Linked DNA regions of Homo sapiens: region 1 is linked to region 2. The links are chromatin contacts, found by Hi-C in ENCODE. All regions are on one chromosome and are shown on one strand. The core of a region is the stretch at or near the end of the contact, and the rest is flanking DNA. Distances in the headings are between cores, read along the strand shown.

Evidence for each region. Hi-C counts contacts between places; a loop is a spot of excess contacts on that map. Pooled maps may share reads with other maps.
Region 1: a map with no recorded cell type shows a loop between it and region 2 (20-fold over the local background). The contact joins two enhancer-like sites. A Hi-C loop is called at or near these places in 3 of 37 single-sample maps with no recorded cell type and 3 of 50 pooled maps.

What each region holds. Positions count from the first base shown.
Region 1 is chr16:13,992,962-14,000,059 of GRCh38, reverse strand. It overlaps a transcript of MRTFB not described here. Among named protein-coding and RNA genes, the nearest start is that of LINC02185, 20 kb to the left of the region's middle. Within about 2 kb of position 2,024, at least 4 of the 41 ENCODE cell types and tissues checked have a DNase peak (open chromatin) inside an H3K27ac peak, as active enhancers do.
Region 2 is chr16:12,546,226-12,553,216 of GRCh38, reverse strand. All of the region lies in intron 20 of SNX29 (sorting nexin 29), which reads right to left. SNX29-AS3 (SNX29 antisense RNA 3) reads left to right here. Exons shown (of 4, transcript XR_007064988.1): 4 at 1-6,904. Among named protein-coding and RNA genes, the nearest start is that of SNX29-AS3, 61 kb to the left of the region's middle. RefSeq lists enhancers at 4,142-4,281, 4,392-4,861, 5,518-5,587, 5,868-5,917, 6,008-6,127. Within about 2 kb of position 5,741, at least 3 of the 41 ENCODE cell types and tissues checked have a DNase peak (open chromatin) inside an H3K27ac peak, as active enhancers do.

The DNA of each region.
Region 1 (7,098 bases), core at 775-3,274, 1.5 Mb before region 2:
CACCCTCTCCTCCTCTGCTTCCTCTGCCTTTCCATGAGAGTCACAGTGCTATGGTGACAGGAGGCATGGAAACACTGAAATAGAGAAGGGGGAGGCGAGACCATTTATTTGGGTCCTGGAACAGGCTTACTTCCTCCTAGAAACTGAAGGTGCAGAGGAGGCCCTCAGTGTTGTTGGGTGCCTATTGCAATGTTTCTATCATATAGGCTCTTTATGCAGCAAGGAAACCCCACTTACATTGGCTTATATAATAAAGAGCATTTAACTGGTGGAGGCCACTAAAACCTCCAGCAATAGGCCTGGCTTCAGGCGAGGCTCGATCCTGGGGCTCAATGGCTTCACAAGGACACAGCGTTCTCCATCTCTCGCTCTACCTTCTGTGGTGTTGGCTTCATCCTCAGGCACCATGCGATGCTCCCCCACAGCCCCTAACAGTTCCAGAATCTTCCCCATGGTCACAAATGCCTGCAGTGGTTCTAAACTTTGCATCTTTATACTGATGGCTCCCATGCAAAAGAGAGAAAGCTTTTTTTTTTCTTTCTTTCTTTTTTTTTTTTTTGCCAGAAGGCTCTAGACGATGTCTTCTTGAGTTTCACTGGCTCTGACTGGGTTCTGTGCCCATCCCAGAGCCAGTCACTTTGGTGTGGAGATAGGAAGTGAAAAATATTTCTGACTAGCTTGAGCCAAATCCTATTCCCAAGAACAGGAAAGCAGTGGCTTCCTGAAGGGCATTGTCCCCAAAAGGAAAGAAATATGCTGAGCCACAAGCAGCGACCTGTTATATGGTTTATTCATTTTGCAGTTTCATCCTCTCCTACCCAGGAAAGCCTCTGAGGTTAGAAGTGACTGTTCTTTTTTTTTTTTTTTTGGAGACAGAGTCTTACTCTTATCTCCCAGGCTAGAGTACAGTGACGAGATCTCAGCTCACTGCAACCTCCACCTCCTGTGTTCAAGTGATTCTCGTGCCTCAACCTCCCGAGTAGCTGGGACTACAGGCACATGCTACCACGCCTGGCTAATTTTTTGTATTTTAGTAGAGACAGGGTTTCACCATGTTGCCCAAGGTGGTCTTGAACTGAGCTCAGGCAATCTGCCTGCCTCAGCCTCCCAAAGTGCTAGGACTATAGGTGTGAGCCCCCATGACCGGCCTTTTTTTTTTTTTTTTTTTTTTTTTTTTTTTTTTTTTTTGAAACAGAGTCTCACTCTGTCACTCAGGCTGGAGTGCAGTGGCATGAACATGGCTCACTGCAGCCTCAACCTCCCAGGCTTAAGAAACAGGCCAATATTAATTTATTATCATTTTTCTTCCTTCTCCTTGTTCCTCCTCCTCCTTCTTCTCCTGTCTTCTGTCTTCCTTCTTCCCTCTTCCTCTTCTTCCTCTTCCTCCTTCACCTTCTCTTTCCCCTTCTTCTTCGAGACAGGGTCTTATTCTGTGGCCCAGGCTGGAATGCAATGGTGTGATCATAGCTCACTGCAGCCTCAAACTCCTGGGTTCAAGTGATCCTTCTGCCTCGGCCTCCTGAGTAGCTGGAACTACAGGTGTGCAACTTCATGCCCAGCTAATTTTTAAAAATTTTTGTAGAGGGTCTTGCTATGTTGCCCATGCTGGTCTTGAACTCTTGACCTCAAGAGATTCTCCTGCCTCCCAAAGTGTTGGGATTATAGGCATGAGCCACTGTGCCTGGCCAATTTCTTTTCTTTCCATCTGTAGGTTTACCTGGGGCTCTAAGTTCTAAGAATCCCAGGTCTGTTACTCCCAAAATTTCACTGAGGCCACAGATCTACCCCGAGGTAGATCAATAAGTTCAGGTTGAAGTGTCATGTTTTCACCTGCCAAAGGCTTCCTCTGCATTCAAAATAAAATTCGCACTCTACACCTGGCCTGCCTACGACTCACCCCCTTGCTGAGTTGTAGCCACACTCATTTCTTGTTATTTATTAAGCCAACCTGCTGCACGCCTCAGAGGCTTCTACTTCCTGTTTCCCTGTGTCTAGAATGCTCTTCCTTTAAATCTTTGCACAGCTGCTACTCAAATGTCACGCTCTCTGAGAGGTCTCTGACAAGTCTAGCATGTAAAACCACTTGAAATTATTGTGTTTGTTGATGGTTTGAGTATCTCCCTCCTTTCTCTAGACGGTAAGCTCCATGAGGCAAGCATCATGCTTGTCTTACTCACCTGGTTCCTGGTTCTGTGTCTAGCACAACGTAGGTACTCAAATGTTTGTTGAATAAATGAATGAAAATTCTTTTTTTTTTTTTTTTTTTTGAGATAGGGTCTTGCTCTGTCACACAGGCTGGAGCGCAGTGGTGCAAACATGACTCACTGCAACCTCCGCCTCCTGGGCTCAAGCTATCCCCCTATCTCAGCCTTCCAAGTAGCTGGGACTATAGGCACATGCCACCATACCCAGCTATTTTTTTTTTTTTGGTACAGATAGAGTCTCACTGTGTTACCCAGGCTGGTTTGAACCCCTGGGCTCAAGTAATCCTCTTGCTTCAGCCTCCCAAAGTGTTAAGATTAAAGGCATGAGCCGCCACGCCTAGCTGAAAATTCTTTTCTGAATGTCCTTGTAAACTTTTTCAGGGCAGGGCAATTTCTTACATTTTTCTTGGCTTTTACTTGGTGCCTACAAAACACTGGGCATAAAAGAGACAAAATACAATAGTATTTTTTCAAATAAACTAAAGCTCTCTGCTGAAGGGATTGGCTCAAAGTTGCCCAATAAACTAAAGCTCTCTGCTGAAGGGATTGGCTCAAAGTTGCCCTCACATTAGTACAGAAAGATACTACATGATGCTAACTGCTTCTTTGAGAATTTTCTTTCCAAAGCCATTGCATGTGAACATTTGAGATGCCCCCCATGTCTGCGTGAAACTGCAGAGGGGAACGTGGGGCCATCTTTCTATCCTGGTCTCTGAGTGTGGTGATAGAGCCACCATATACAGGCAAACGTCTGAAAATGATGTCATGGGATGATGCTCTTGTTTACTCCTTTACCCAAATGAGGTAGAATGAGAAGAGTGTCTTTTTATCTGTCACGCTGTCCACTGCAAACCCGAAAGTCAAGGTCACAACCCTAATGTGCTGATCACGCAGGTGGAACCCTCATTTGTGGGCCGAACTCTCCCTGAGACCTATCAGCCTGTGACAGTCCTCAAGACAATCAGGTGAGAGTGTGGATGGCCCCACGCGGCTAATAGAAACTCAAAAGCACACCTTCTACAGAGAGCCGTCGGTTGTCCCTGTACTCAACAGAAAACACACCACTGGGGGCATCTCAAGTATGCCTAGTCTTCATCCATTCTCTGCCTACCCAACCAGGCCTATCCCTCTCTTAGACTCTCACATGGCCCCTTGACCTTTGTCTCACGAGCTCTCCATCATTTGTCATGCTATCTTTATGTAGGTGATTATTTCATTAATATCCATCTTCCCCATTGGACTCCAAACTACTCAAGGGCAAGGCGCAATCTCTTTTGCTCACTGCTGTATTTTGTCACCCAGTCCTGTGCCTAACACATGGACCATGCATCATAAATACTTTTTGAATGGAAGAATGGATGAATGGAAGAAAGAAGGGAGGCTAAATGTTTTCTCTGTCAGGTATCACCTCACCACCACCTTGTCCCTTTCATCAAGGTGTCTCCTGTGCCCACAGTAGTATCTGGCATAGAGTAGAGGGGCCACAGATATTGACAGAAATGAATGAATGGACACTGATCTTTGCCTTCTCAGAGAAGCCTGGTTACCTTCTTTTTTTTTTTCTTTGTTGTTGTTGTTGTTGTTGAGACAGAGTATCACTCTGTCACCCAGGCTGGAGTGCAACGGCACGATCTTGGCTCACTGCAACCTCCGCCTCCTGGGTTCAAGTGATTCTCATGCCTCAGCCTCCTGACTAGCTAGAATTACAAGTGTGTACTACCATGCCTGGCTAATTTTTGTATTTTTAGTAGAGATGGGGTTTCACCATGTTGGCCAGGCTGGTCTCGGACTCTGGACCTCAGGTGATCTGCCCACCTTGGCCTCCCAAAGTGATAGGATTACAGGCATGAGCCACCGTGCCCGGCTGCCTGGTTAACTTCTTAAGGATAAATGTATGGAAAGGGAGAATGAGGGGAAGCTACATGATATGGTTTGGCTGTGTGTCCCCACCCAAATCTCATGTGGAATTGTAATCCTTGATGATGGAGGGAGGGGTCTGGAGGGAGGTGATTGGATCATGGGAGCGGTCATCCCCCTTGCTGTTCTCATGAGTTCTCACTAGATCTAGTTGGTTAAAAGTACATGGCACTTCCCCCTTCACTCTCTTCCTCCTTCTCCAGCCAGGGATGATGTGCCTGCTTCCCCTTCACCTTCTGCTGTGATTGTAAGTTTCCTGAGGCCTCCCCAGCCATGCTTCATGCACAGCCTGTGGAACCATGAGCCAATTAAACCTATTTTCTTTAAAAATTACCCAGTCTCAGGTAGTTCTTTATAGTAGTGTCAGGAAGGACTGATACACTTCAATATACGAATATACTGAACCAAGCCCAAAGGCTGCATTTAGGTCACTCCCTTCAGAATCAATGGGGCCAGTTCTTGAGGTCACTAAACCATCAGACCAGCAAGGGAGGAGCTTAAAGTGCAAACTGAACTTGTTTGCAAGAGACAATGCTCCTTTGGACTCAAGTGCAACCAGTTCTGGGGTTAGATGTTTAAAGTTTAAGTGGGTCATGGCTCCTGGTCCTTATCACATAGCCTGAAAAAAACAAAACAAAACAGCATCTCAGGAATGGTATCAGACCTTAGAAGATAACCTGACCCCAGTTTCTGCTACCAAGTCAGAAGGATACTGAAAAGGAATGGATTTTGCTTCTCCAAGGCCATGGCCTCCTTACTGGGGGACATCTGAGTCCCAACGAGGTCTCTTTTTATCCGAAGATCAACCAACGAAGGGCTGGAGATATTCAGTCTTTGTCAATCATTTGTGGATGACAAAGAGTTTACAGATCTGTTCTGCAATCACCAATCCAAAACCAAACACCAAAAAAAAAAGTAAATAAATAAACAATCCCCAAACCGTACTGAGAAACCATCATAAAACCAAATCTCCAAACACGTCTGGGTTTCAAGCCCACCCTAGCCCAGCAGACAAAAGTGGCTCACCTTTGAACTACAGAATCCCTTCCAGAACCAGAAGGAAAGGGAAAGGGGTTTACGGGTCGTCTCAGAGTTGTAGGCTCTGGCTGGTGCCCAAGATGAGTTCATTACTTATTCTTAGAGACTGGACTCAAATTAAACAAACAGCACCTATAAATAGAGTGAGGATACGCTCAGCTTGGTGTCACTGGAAGGTCCTTTTTGCAGGGACAGACGTGCTAAACGGATGTTCTCGGGTTACCCTGCTGGTACTACGTGGGGGAAGAGTTGTACTTTTTTTTCCCCTGTGTTGTCCAGGAGAGGGGAAAGAAGCAGGTGAGTCAGACTTTGGGATTCAGTTCGATTCTGTCTTCATCTCTAAATGCTCATTCACATGCTAAGTTAGAATGAGCTGCAGAGGAAGGATGCCACTCTGCAAGACGACCTGGCTGAGCAATTTGGCTGCTCCCCCTGGGAATGGATCCTGGTTCAGACTGCATTGACAGAGTGTTCTGGTCTTTTAGATTAGATTGCAAACTCCCTATGGGAAGGCACCAAGTACTAGGATTTCCTCTTGGCTTCCCTGTTCCTGCCAAATGCAGGAATGGATAGGGTTTCCATGGCGGGTCCTGAACTGTGAATTAAAAGGACCTCGCTATGCACGCTGATCTTTACAGTGGGAAACAATATGGGCCCATGTTCCAGACCTGGTGTGGCTTTGGTTTTAATCATGCTGAAGAGCATGATTGGGAGGCGGAGTCATCACATCACCGTGATAGACGAGCGGGGGCAGAAACCCCTGGAATAACTGTGAATAAATACAAAGCCATGGGGCAACAAGGTCAACTCACTATCATAATAACCAGAGTCCATAACACTGATTCAGCCCTTGACGGGGAATTCTAGGCACTATTCTAAGTGCTTTGTAAAAACTCACTTATGGGCTGGGTGCTGTTGTTTATGCCTGGAATCCTGGCACTTTGGGAGGCTGAGGTGGGAGGATCGCTTGAGCTCAGGAGTTCAAGACCAGCCTGGGCAACACAGAAAGACCCATCTCTTAAAAAAAAAAAAATTTAGGCTGGGTGTGGTGGCTCACGCCTGTCATCCCAACACTTTGGGAGGGCAAGGCAGATGGATCACCTGCGGTCAGGACTTTGAGACCAGCCTGACCAACATGGAGAAACCCCGTCTCTACTGAAAATACAAAATTAGCCAGGCATGGTGATGCCTGCCTGTAATCCCAGCTACTTGGGAGGCTGAGGCAGGAGAATCGTTTGAACCCAGGAGGCAGAGGTTGCGGTGAGCCAAGATCATGCCATTGCACTCCAGCCTGGGATACAAGAGCAAAACTCTGTCTCAAAAAAAAAAAATTTGTTTTTAATTAGCTGGGCATGATGGTGTGCATCTGTAGTCCCAGCTACTCAGGAGACTGAGGCAGGAGGATCACATGCAGTGAGCCATGGCCACACCACTGCACTCCAACCTGGGCAACAAAGCAAGACCCTGCCTCAGGCAAAAACAAACAAAACACTAAAATAAAAGAAAATAAAAACTCATTTACTCTTTCCAAACCCCTATGAGGTAGGGACTCTATTATTATTTCTATTCTACAGATGCAGAAACCAAGACACCAAGAGATGATGTGCCTTGTGCCAGCCCACACAGCTGGGAAGCCAGGTTTGGAAGCCAGGCAGTTTAGCTCCAGAGTCCGGTCTCTGATAGTAAAAATTAAACATGTAGAGTAGCTATCTGTTGGTTTTCCTGTCCGGCAGCCTTCCTCCCTCCCTGGATGATCACAGGTCTCTGGACCACCTCTTACTACTCTCAGCCGGGTGGTTCTGGTGCCTCGTCTTAGAGGGGAGCCCTAACTAGTCTTGACCCAAGCCTGCACCTGCCCATCAACAGGTCTTACAGGCATGGCCATGGGACATACATATGGCAATTGCAGTGAAGTCTCAGGACTTTAACTGGGAATGCT
Region 2 (6,991 bases), core at 4,492-6,991:
GAGCATGGCTACTGGAAATAACTGCAGCTGTATACTGACTTAAAGATCCAAAAATCCCAGGAAGGACCCCAGAGCTGTGAGCCAGAAGCCCAAGGCCCTCCCAGCCTGAAAGCCCCAGGCCAAGCCTGAACTATATGCAGGTGAGTGTTGCTTTGCAGTTACCATCTCCAATTAGTGTCCCCAGCCTCTTAAAGCTGATCTAATCCCACTCTCCTGATTTCAGCCCCTCAGACAGTGCCTGCTGCACTCAATACAATCCATGTTCCTGATGACGTGGCATATAAGGCCAGGAGCAATCAGCTCTGCTGCCCTTGCCTATCTCCTGCCTCCATGTCCATGTCTCCCCAGGCCCTGCCATCTGCCACACCCTCTCCTCTCTGGCAGGTCAGGTGTCACACTGTTGGCTGTTCTCTCCTCCAGGATGACTGAAAGCCCAGAGCTGAGATGAATTCATACCTTAAATCAGAAGTGATTTCACTGGAGATACCATGTCTCTTCTATCAGTCCCCCAATCTAAATCTTCCCCCGACCCTTGTAAACGCCCTGCATGGCCTGGGTCTCCCATTGCAATCCTTCCATTTGTTTGGTGTTTGGTTTTTGCTTTTTTAGTCATCCCCATGAGAATATAAACTCCATGAGGGCAGCAACTTGGCTGGCCTGTGTGCCAGTGCTGGGGACATCACTGAGAAATGAAGGCCCATTTGGCAGGCTATTTTTGAGCAAGATTCCTGAGGCCCAATCGTTGGGTGATGAGATGGACCCGAGGTATTTCACTCCAGCTCTCGAGCCAAAAGAACTGACCACGTCCTCACCACTGCTCTGCGCCAGGTACCATGCTTGCTGTCTTACACGTGTATTGGCTTATTAAACCCTCACAGAAGCCAGGAGAGGAGTTCCATTATCACCTCTTCTAGAAGAGGAAACTGAGGCACAGAAGTTAACTGGCCAGGGCTTACGAGCCCCTAGGAGGCAAAGCTGGGGCATGGTGCTGGATGTCTGACTCCACGGCCCTCCCCTGCCTTATCTGCCGTTGTTTCCCTTTCTGCAGGATTAGTAGATTAAGCTGTACTGGAATGTGGCCTCTCAGGCATTTCCGTATCAGCCATGGTTACACTCACTGAGGATAGCACAGTTGAGTGATTGAGACAGAGATTCAGTGCCCCAAAAATCCTTCCCATCTGAGCCTGGACTTGCCACGTTTTTTAGAGACAGGGACCAGCAGGAGCTACTTTGACATGGCACTGTGTTGGGCACAGCCTGGCTGGGGAATCTCACTGGATCCTCACAGTGGCTCTGTGTGGTAGGGTATAGAGATCCCTACCTTACAGATGAGCAGACAGGCTAGAAATATCACCTGCCTGCTCCTGTGTCCCCAGCAGCAGCTAAGTGACAAAACTGAGGCGGGGATACAGAAGTTTGATGCCCATGTGCTTCTGAAGCGGGCCCCTGGTATGTGTACAAGGCAGCCAGGAAGTATTTCTTGTCAGCTGTCCCCATTCACAAGTTGGCTCACCACCTGAAAGGAGGGTGGTACTTTTATCCTACTGCACAGGAACGGAAACCAAAGCTCAGAAAATACTTGCTGGGTTGATGCCTCAGACTCAGATCTAATTGTAACACCAGAATTTGTTCCAGCCTTTTGAAAGCAGGGCTTCTCAACTTTGCATGCACCTTAGAATTACCTGGGGAACTTTAAAAAGATCCTGATGCTGAGGCCCAAAGATTAATGTTGCATTAACCAGGCAGGGCCTGGCCTCTGTATTTTTAAAAGCATGCTGGGTGATCGAATGTGCAAGCTGTGGCTGAGACCCCAACTTGAAAGCAATCCTACTGTTGGGGAAGTTCTGCAAATGGAAAGACTAGCCCCCAAAAGAATGATTCCACATATCTCTGAGGTTACAAGTGGCTTTTTGGTGGGCTGACAAACTGGTTAAACATTTGACGGTGTCTGAACCTCCGGAGCAGTGATTTTTAGACTGTCCTCAGAAGATGGCAAATCTGAGTGCAGTGTGTTCCTAAAGGCTCTCTGTGGGGAAGTCTGCACGATGGTACTGAGGGTTTTCTGAGATTCTCCTGGCAGCTGTGGACCACTGTTCCATTATTTCACACCAGATTTCATCCAAGCAAAGAGAGGATCACATGGAGATGAAAACACCCCACTTCCTTCATCTGGATGACACCTTGTTTAGAAGCCCATCACTCGGCCAGAGAAGAAATATTTAGATTGAGAAACAGCTTTTTGTTGTGCCCTAAGCCCATTCTACCTTTATGATTCAACTAAAAATTTATTTCCACTTAAATAAAACCAGCAATTCTGAGCTTCCCCTCCCGTCACAGGTTTCCTCCCAGAAAGTCTATCATGAAAATACTGCTCAAAAATCATCTGTAAAAAGGTAAATTAACACATATTCTTGGCTCCCTCTTCCTTATCTCAGCTATTCAGCCTCTACACTTTTTCAACTATTTTATCACCTTTTTTAAATAGGCAACACAGGAGTGTAGAATAAGAGCATGAGGGGGGTGAATACATGAAAAAGTGAGTCTTCCCACCTTGGTCCTCCACTAAGTGACGGTTACTTTTTAATGTGTCTTTCTACAGGTATACATTACACATAGAAGCACGTATGTATGCACCGGTGGAAGTATATATCCTCATATTTGGTGTTTGGTTTTTTTTTTTTTTTTGTAGATTGAGACTGTGTCTCCCAGACTGGAATGTAATGACACAATGTCAGCTCACTCCAACCTCCACCTCCCGGGTTTAAGTGATTCTCCTGCCTCAGCCTCCCAAGTAGGTGGGAGTACAGGCGTGCACCACCATGCCTGGCTAATTTTTGGATTTTTAGTAGAGATGGGTTTTCCTCTTGTTGGCTAGGCTGGTCTCACACTCGACCTCAGGTGACCCAACCACCTTGGCCTCCCACAGTACTGGGATTACAGGTATAAGCCTCTGTGTCTGGCCCATATTTGCTATTTCTAAAATTAGAAAGGTATTGTGTGGTACTCTTCCATGCTTTATCCTCTTAGTAATAATGTCATGGAGATTTTTTCCATATCACTACATGCGGTATGGAAGGTATTCCCTTTACATGTGAGTGTACATCAGCCTCAGTATTCTAGCCCATAGGTTGGCAAACTTCCTATAAAGGGTGAGACTAAACATACTAGGCTCCAGGGAGGCATTCCATCTCAGTTACAACTCAACTTTGCCCTTATAATAAGAAGCTATACATGAAGTGTGAATGACTGGGCATGTTCCAATAAAACTTTACTTATAAAAAACAGGTGGAGGGTAAGATTTGGCCTGTGGGCCATCATTTTCTGATCTCTGTTCTAGTCTGAACCATCTTTGGCTGTTTCACCACAGTCATGCGGCCAAGGAGGCAAGGCCTGGCCACACAGGGCACAGAAGCCATGATGGGCCTTGTCTGCAAGTAGAAATCACCTGCTAATCACCAACAGGTCTCAAAGTAAATGCTGGAACACACTTTGTAGGGTGACTCTCCTGGCCCCAAGCAGCATCTGCGACATCAAGATGCCGGGCCTTGGGACTGCCTCAAGCTGGTTTCGGCAGCTATGCTCTTTACAGAGCGTGTGGAGGGCAAGGACTCTGGAGTAGAAAAAGGTGCAGGTCTTAGGGCTGGGGTCCCAGGGTGGAAGCCCACTCCATGCCTTACTGGCTATTTGAGATAGAGGATGAAAAATGGCATGAACATCTTTGTATGTGTGAGGATCTTCCTGTTGCCCACGCTGGAGTTCAATGGTGCAATCTTAGGTCACTGCAACCTCCACCTCCCAGGTTCAAGAGATTCTCCTGCCTCAGCCTTCTGAGTAGCTGGGACTACAGGTGCACACCACCACCCATGGCTAATTTTTGTATTTTTGGTAGACATGGGGTTTTGTCATATTGACCAGGCTGGTTTCCAACTTCTGACCCTGAGTGATCTACCACCTCAGCCTCCCAAAGTGCTGGGATTACAGGGATGAGCCACCATGGCTGGCAGACACAAGCATCGTGAGGGGTGCCTAGCCCCTGCAGACACTCCATGAACAGCAAATGTGATAACTGCTAAATCAAAACTACCCCAGAATTTTCCATCTGCTATGTCCCCAAGAAATGACACTGTAACAGGGAGCCGAACACTATGATGCCTGCCCAGCTGCAAGAGTGGACTCACCTAAGATACTCCACAAGCTTTTTATGCTGTTACAACGGACCCAAAGCACGGGAGAGCAGGGGCCTCACTTGTGCTGTTGCTTGAGAGTTCCCTAAATGCCAGGCCATAGCAGGTACTGAAGAATACCTACAGCCCGAGTGAGTGCTGCTATGTGTAGGGTTCAGGCCAAGGGCCCTGGCTGCAGAGCAGAGGAACTGAGAGCTAGACAGGGCTGGGCCTGCCATAGGAAAACAACAGCCCAGCTATGACCCAGCACTGTGGTGGCTGGGGGATGAGAGATGAGCTCAGCACAGAAAACACCTTGGAGCCCTGGATGTACCCCTCCTACACCAGTACAATGCCCTGCAGTGCTCTGGGCTTTAAACTTCACTTCTTGCTGAGTTGACACCAAATGAGGCCCCTGAAGAGCCTCTTCTGCTGTGGGGCTTGGACAGAGTACCCGGGCCTGGAGTGGGACTTACAGGGAAGCCAGCATCATAGAAAATCCCTAGAGGGAATTCCCAGAAGGCTGCACCCTCAAAGCATCTGGTCCAGACAAGACAACCCTGACTAGTCATCCTGAAAGCCCGGTGCTGTCCAAAAGACACAGATGCCATGGTACAGGGATGTGGCACAGTGGGGAGCCAGAGGTAGGTTACAAAGGAGACCTTAGAAGGTGTGGGACTCCCTTCCATGTGGGTGCAGAGTGCCCACTGTCATTCCCCATGGAGGCACCAAGCCAGGAGAGTAGGGCTCCAGGGACAGTAGCTTCCAGCCTTCCCAGTCAGGTCCACATCTGGTGAGCCAGAAGGAAGGAAATGTAACCTAACACTGTGGCAGGATCCAGCGTGGCCTTGTGGGAGGCGCTGTGGGATGAGCAAGAGAGCAAATGTGTGTGGCCAAGATGAAGAATGAACAGGGATAGAAAATTCCTACTTGTCCCAAGAAATAGACCTCAATGTCCCTTAGCAACATCTTTTTATGTCATGCCTGACCGTGTGTGTGCCAGGGGTGGTGCTTGCCTTACCAATATGAGCAGTGCAAAAGTCCAGGATGCCACGTTCACTCGAGACCCCTGTGCCATGCTGTCTCCCAAAAGACTGAGCACCTTGAGGGCAGACTGGGAATTGAGGTATCCCTGAACCCCTAAGAGCAGCTCCTATACAGCCCTAGAACTGCTGCTGAAGGAAGTGGCTCATTTTGCTAAACTCCAGTTTGGAATCTGGGGCTCAGTAAGGCTGTCCCTGCAGAGCATTCTTGAGCCCATTCTGTTCGGTAGCCAGGCAAGTGTGAGCAGCTGCAGCTTCACAGGAGGAGGCTTAGAGGGGCAGTGATGGGTGCCATGCTATGCAGATCCCAGACAGGAACGCGGGGGCCAGGTTTTATTACAGGAGATGGTGCTTGGGGTGGGAATCATATCTCCATCCCATGGGACAGCTTAGTGGTGCTGAGGCTGACTTCGTGGGGGTGTATTTAATCCTCGTGAGGGAGGGGGATGTTAACCACAGCTCAGGACTCTGTTCTTCCAGTTCCTCTTTCTCTCACACCCACATTGAAACCAGCAAGTTCTGGTAGTTCTACTTTGAGAATACCCCTTCCCAGGCTGCCTGAGGCACCATCCCCTCTCCCCGGGGTGCCCACATGGTCCCCTAACTACCTGTTCTATCACCCATAACAAAGCTCTACCCTTTGCTGACTCCACATGGCAGCTAGAGTTCCCTTGGCTGCAAGGCCTCTCTGTTCCTGGGCTACCCTGGCTTCCTTGCTGTTTCTCCCAGGGGCCAACTCTTCAAGGCTGCAGGACCTTTGCACCTGCTGTGTCCACTGCCTGGCTCCCTGCCTCAGGTCTCCACTTCGGGTCAAACTATCCCTGTCATCTTCCTAGACCATAAACAGCACATCCCCAGCAGGCTTCTTTCCCTCTGTGATGACTGTGATGTCATTTCCTGTCTTTTCACTGGAAATCGCCACCTCACATAGGCATGTCTGCCTCACTATTCAATGTCTGTGTCCCCCATGAAAACAGATGCTTTATCTGCTGTTGAACTATCAGGATCTGAAATGGTGCACTGTAAGTACTAATTGGAGGAATGGGTGGATGGAGGGGTGGGGAATTTATTTTCTCTTCATCCCTGCTCTCATCCTCCTAGGGCTTCCAGCTGCACTCCTAGCCCTGGAAAAACCAAACCAGCCTGATCTTACTGGTGACTGTATAATCTTAATCCCTTTATTTTCATATATTTTGAAAGCAATCCTAATTGTCTGTATTTAAAATTTCCTTTGTTGCATGGAAGGTAGCTGTTTAAATGTCTAATTTTCTCCTATCTTCTTAGTTTTCTAGTCAAAATAATAGCTTTAATCACAGTGGGTCTAGATGGATTCAAAAAGGAAGATTTATCCACTCTTCTTGGTAATTGTTTATAATTATCAATAGATCAATCTGGCATTTATGTTCCACCTGTATTATCCTTGGGTGGGGACACAGCCAAACCATGTGTCATCTTGAATTCCCATGTATCATGGGAGGGACCCATTGGGAGATAATTGAATCACAGGGGCGAGTCTTTCCTGTGCTGTTCTTCTGACAGTGAATGTGATGGTTTCATAAGGAAGAGTTTCCTAGCTCACATCGATGGTGCCATGCAAAGAGCTTAAGAAGTGACTTGCTCCTTGCCTTCCACGGTGATTGTGAGGCCTCCCCAGCCACATGGAACTGTGAGTCCATTAAACCTTCTTTCTGTAAATTGCACAGTCTCAGGTATGTCTTTATCAGCACTGTGAAAACGGACTAATACAGTTGTACGAAGGGTCGAAAAGAGGTCAAGTTTACCTCT